Regions from separate parts of the Homo sapiens genome. Here region 2 is linked to region 1. A link is a contact called in ENCODE Hi-C or POLR2A ChIA-PET data. All regions are on one chromosome and are shown on one strand. Each heading gives the region's core, a stretch centred on a gene start or an enhancer-like site at or near the end of the contact. The rest is flanking DNA. Distances are from core to core; before and after follow the strand shown. Region 1 holds the start of TMEM192 (transmembrane protein 192). Region 2 holds the start of CPE (carboxypeptidase E).

Region 1 (2,700 bases), core at 201-2,700:
ACACACACCCACACACAGAGCAACCAAGACAAAAAATGAACAACTAATGAATCAAGTGTGAGGGGTACATGGATGTTCATTGTATTAATCTTTCAACATTTCTGTAGGCTTGAAAATTTTCAAAATAAAATGCAGAGAAGAAAATTTGCACGTCTAGAAAAGGCTTGTGATAAATAATTCATAGAATCTCAGGATTATGAGACCAGCCTGGGCAACATAGTGAGACCTTGTCTCTACGAGAAAAAAAAGAAAAAGAAAAAAGAAGATCACGTGGAGTCTTACACCATCTCTTCCTTCACTAACATTTGCGTAGTTTTATCTCACACATCCTAAACTGGATCACACTATACTCAATGTACAAATAAGCATTAGAATGTATGAAAGTGGGCAAGACGCGGTGGCTAAACTTGTAATCCCAGCACTTTGGGAGGCCGAGGCGGGCGAGTCACCTGACCTCAGGAGTTCCAGACCAGCCTGACCAACATGGCTAAACCCTGTCTCTACTAAAATACAAAAATAGCCAGGCTTGGTGGCACGCGCCTGTAATCCTAGCTACTCAGGGGGCTGAGGCAGGAGAATGGCTTGAACCTGGGAGCCGAGATTGCACCACTGCATTCCAGCCTGGGCGACAGAGCGAGACTCCGTCTCCGCCGCCCCACCAAAAAAATGTATGAGTGTATATATTCTAACTGATATCAAAGTTCTCTCCGGGAGCTGGTAACAGAAAATTTCTTTCCTTGTTTGCTTACATTTTTACAATCATGAGCTTTTTAGAAAATGTCATTGAAGTTTTTTCTCTTTTTGAAATTCAATTTTAAAAGAAACAAGGGCCCAGTGGCTCACGCCTGTAATCTCAGTACTTTGAGAGGCTGAGGTGGGAGAACTGGCCAGGAGGCCAAGAATTCGAGGCTGCAGTGAGCCGAGGTCGTGCTAGGGCACTCCAGCGTGGGCGACAGAGCGAGACTCTGTCTTAATAAACGAACGCCGTAAGCATTCCGAACTGCTTTGTTTCCCATTGGAGAAATCTGTAAATATGTCATGGAAATTGGAATCTTTATTCTGCTCCTGTCCCTCTGCTGGCGGAGTAGGATTTTACCGCTGGTTCTACCTAGGCGTAGAGCTGTGTCTGCAAACAACCAGGCAAGACCGAAAAAAGTTAATGTTCTTAAAATATGCAAGTGGAGCCCGAAAATAGTTAAATTCTTGGACTAGGAAGGCATCCTTAAATGCTCAAGTCTCTGGGTAAGAGCGCACCGAGGGGCTGCGGCCAGAAGCCCCAGGAACCGAGGTGGTTCAGGCGGTAGCCACCGCCCACAGTCCAGGTCTTCTGGGCCGGCACACCCCTCCCACCATCTCAGCCAATCGGAGCTAAGGGGGCGGGGATCGGGCCAGCCGGAGGCGGGGCGGACGCAGGAGGGGGTGTGTCTGGGGAGGGGCCTGGCAGGTCCCAGAAGGTGGCGAGTTTCGCGGCCAGAGGCTTACAGGTCCAGGTGGAGAGGCCGGGCTGGCCAGGGCTTCGGCCTCCGGCGTCGGGAAATGGCGGCGGGGGGCAGGATGGAGGACGTGAGTGCACGGAGGCGGCGGGCGGTTGGCCCCGGAATCCGCTTTTTCTTGTGCCGGGGCGCACGGGGCGGAGACTCAGAGAGGGAAGCCACCCTTGGCGACTGCGGCCGCGGCCGAAGGGGGCGCCGCCTGTGCCCGGGGAGGCCTGGGCGCGGGGCTTTGGGAGGGCTCCAGGCGGCTGTGGGATCCGCGACACGTTGGCTCCGGGCTAATTTTCCCAGTGGAGGCTGGGGTGGGCTCCTGGGCGGTGGGCGCGCGGCCCCCGGGGGTCCCAGGCTGGCGCCCAGCCCACGTGCGGGGTACGTCTTTGATCCCGGAACTGGCAGCTTCACGTGATGCGCGCCTGGCCTGACAGCCCTTCCTCCCCGCGAGTCTCCGGGAGCCGGGCCGATGGGTTCCGCTCGGACGTCCCAGGGGCACAGGGGGCGAATCTCCCTTCCTGGTGAGGTCCCTTGCCTTGGCTCTAGAGGCTGTGGACTTGGAGTGACAACGACGCTCGGGCCGGGCGCCAGCGTCCCGCAGACCTGTCGCTATCATGGCCTGGAAACCCACACGAGAGAAAAAGTGTCATGTGTTGTTTTGAATCTAGCATGGTAGGAATACAAAGGTTTTTAAATCTTTGATAGATTCAAACCAGATTACCAAAACAAAAACAAAAACAAAAAAACAAAAAACCAGTGGCCTAGTTTACAGCGTGTATAGTACAGAATGGTAGCATAATTACAAAAATCTTATTTCTTTGCTTCAGTATCGTAAGGTGTTTTTAGGAGAAACATGTATGTATGCTGAGAGTTAACTGGATTTTCCACTGGCAAGTAATAAAATTTTTGCTCTTGAGAAATGCAAAGTTGACAGTTACTGTAAAGCACTAATTTGGGTTAATAAATTAGTAGGAATATTACTGTGATCCTATCACTGAATGAACTGCATCAGGAAAAGGAAGAGAAACATGAAACAGTTCCAGCATTACGGTAGCTTAGATTCTTGTGCAGTAACCAGTTAAATAATCTTGATGAAATAAAGACCAAACAATTTCTAATGAAACTAAAATTTTCTATTTTTTCCAGTTGAGAAAATGGAAAATTAACTGTAAGACCTGTAAGTAGATTTGAGACTCATATATATTTAAAGCAAAAT
Region 2 (2,700 bases), core at 126-2,625, 270 kb before region 1:
CTAGGAAAGACGAATACAGATGGTTATTTGGGAACATCAGTTGGAATAAAGACCCCATCACAAACTATTCATCTCAAATGGTTATAGCAGAGAAAATGGAATACTCCTTTTTCCTTGGAAAGGCCTTGTGCAGTTTCAAAATCTGGTTTCAAAAGTCAGAAACCACTTTTCACCCTGGTAGGAGGAGGGGCACCAACGTATCTTTATACACCACCACCCCAGATTGGCAATATCCCTAAGATTCCCCAAGCATCCACAGCAGCGAGTGTACCTAATACGTATACACACACAGGTAGAGATGGGTACACAGAGCCAATAAACTGGTCCTCTGGAAATTAGAGAAAACATGATAAATGACTCTTTCTCCCTCGTTCTCCTTTCCTCTCAATCACTGCCTTCTGCACCTTATCTTTCTACTCTTGTCAGCAAGGAAGACCAACCCCCCTTGCGGGGGACTCGCAATCATTCCTTTGGGTTTTTCACACAGCAAAGTGAGAGCGACCGCTGGGGTTGCGTGCGTCAGGATTTGTTTTTTCTGTATTGCTATCCCCCCCATCCCCCGCCACCCCAGCCTCCCAAGCCTATACTTACTAGAGGGTGGCCTAAGGTCTGGGGAGATGGGATTGGTGCTGGGGGGATGGGACGGGAAAGCAGAAATTGGGCCACTGGCGCTCTAAGTCGGGTTCTTCCCCATTTCCATCCCTCCCTCCACTTCCCACCTTCCACCTTAGATACCTTTTACCAAGAGGCACCCCTGGGCCCATCCCTCCCTCCTTCCCCCACCGCCACCAGTCCCACCCTCTGCCGCCCCCCTCCGGGATGCCCCCAGGGCTGTCAGGGGGCAGCGCCCTTACCAGGCTCATGGACGCCAGGGTTGTCGGACAGCTCGATGACCAGGAGCTCCCGGCCCTCGAAGCTGCGCCCCACCGTGTAAATCCTGCTGATGGCGGTGCACTGCAGCCACACGGACACGAGCGCCTCGCGCAGCTCGGGGTAGCGGTGGTACTCGAAGGAGATGCCGTCCTCTTGCTGCAGCCGCCGGCGCCGCCTCATGCCCGCCGCGGGCGCCCCGGGCTCCTGGGCTTCGGCGCCCAGGAGCCACCCGCAGGCAGCCAGTGCCCCGCACAGAGCCAGCAGCGCGCTGCCCCCTCGCCCGGCCATCGCTGCGCTCCGCCGCCGCCGGCCGTGCCTTCCTACGCGGGCGGCCTCTTTTGTCTGCCCGGCCCTGGGCTTAGCCCGCCGGCGCTGCTGGGGGCGGCAAGTTCCGCACCAGCCTCTACTCGCCTCACCTTCCCCGGCTGAATGAGTGTCAGCCCGCGCACTGGGGCCACCCAGAGGAGACGGGCAAAGCCGCGGCTCCACGGGCTGCACTACTGGCCGCGGAGCCCAGGGGAGCTGCAGGAGAAACCACTGCGAGGAGGGGGCCGGCGGAGAGACGGGCCGGCGTGGATCTGGGAGGGCTGCTGGCGTTATTTGCTGGCTCGGAACCACGTCAACAGCCAAATGGCGTCCGGGACGACGCAGGTGAAATGACAGCTAAGGTCCGGGGTTCGGGAACGTTACTGTCATTGAGACACCCATGACCCACCCACGTCACTGCGTATGGAAAAAATATTCTTGTATTGTTAGTGGAGCCTTTTAAAGGGACATCTATTCCAAGCCTACCAGTTTCCATCTTGATCCACCAAGAATTAGAGAATATTCCAGAAAAAAGGAAGTACTGGCAGCCACTTGCCATCTCCTGATGCGTCTTTCATAATTGTATCAAGAGTCAAAACACAAACCCAAGGGTTGGGTTTTCATTTATTAGAAGGTCTTGCTGGAAATCAGAACATTAAGTGCTTTGATTTAGAGGTTTAAGAGAATAGAAATGCTTTCTTCCAATTTGTAGATACTGTCCTTAATTGTATTTATGCACATTCCTAGATTCTTCCAGAAAACAAACAGACAAAATAAATAAGGCAATGTCATATGGCTGTGCCTGCACCAGCCCTCCTCTTTAATACTATGGGGAAAATAAGTACAACTCTGCTGATGCTTTAGACAAAGGATTTAGTTTGGCATTAAGATTAAATCCTGTTAAGAAAACTCTGATGATGACATGACACCTCCGTTCCTTTTGCAAAGCTATTGTAAAAATAAAAAATCATTTACAGCTTTAAATATCCACCCCTTAGTCGGGATTTATATTCCTGGAGCAATGTCTGGAGCAGATGTTACTCTAAAGAGGCTGCTGTTTGGATTCAGGGACAGCACAAATCTAAATTAATAAATAATCCATTGGGTATTGCAACCGAGCAGGAAAAGTGGACACCATGCGGGTAATTTTCCATGTTAAGCTTCTTTGTTTTTCTAAACTTGTTCATTCTTCACCTGTTTAACAATGCATTGCACATAATAAAAACTTTTACGTGGAAAAGGAGTTAGATATTTAAGTCATCTTATTGGATCAATAAATAAAAGCACAGACATGGTTGGTAAGGTGCTGCTGGAGGGGCTGGCTTTAAACACCCCTATGTACATATACTACAGCAGCATGGATCTTCTTTTTTTTTTTTTTTTTTTTTTTGCGTTTTCGGGGAGAAACTGTCACTGTAAACACATGGCACTCAAGTTGAATTGATGTGGATCCAGCCATTTTTTTTTTTGTCAATGTAGGCAGAGCTAAAAATTGTATATTTTCCACTATGACCAGTCTGT

What was found. Hi-C counts contacts between places; a loop is a spot of excess contacts on that map. ChIA-PET counts read pairs that join two places held with the same protein, here RNA polymerase II (POLR2A). Pooled maps may share reads with other maps.
Region 2: a map of endothelial cell of umbilical vein shows a loop between it and region 1 (6-fold over the local background). The contact joins the promoter of CPE here to the promoter of TMEM192 in region 1. A Hi-C loop is called at or near these places in 2 of 168 maps with a recorded cell type or tissue (ascending aorta and endothelial cell of umbilical vein) and 10 of 50 pooled maps. POLR2A ChIA-PET finds 5 or more read pairs at or near these places in 4 of 52 experiments (Caco-2, HepG2 and WTC11).

The regions. Positions count from the first base shown.
Region 1 is chr4:165,111,610-165,114,309 of GRCh38, reverse strand. It overlaps TMEM192 (transmembrane protein 192), which reads left to right and starts at 1,450. Exons shown (of 6, transcript NM_001100389.2): 1 at 1,450-1,563. The coding sequence starts at 1,537. RefSeq lists enhancers at 1,095-1,154, 1,935-2,174 and silencers at 1,278-1,476, 1,645-1,904.
Region 2 is chr4:165,377,683-165,380,382 of GRCh38, reverse strand. CPE (carboxypeptidase E) reads right to left here and starts at 1,375. Exons shown (of 9, transcript NM_001873.4): 1 at 855-1,375. The coding sequence starts at 1,161. RefSeq lists a silencer at 1,083-1,342.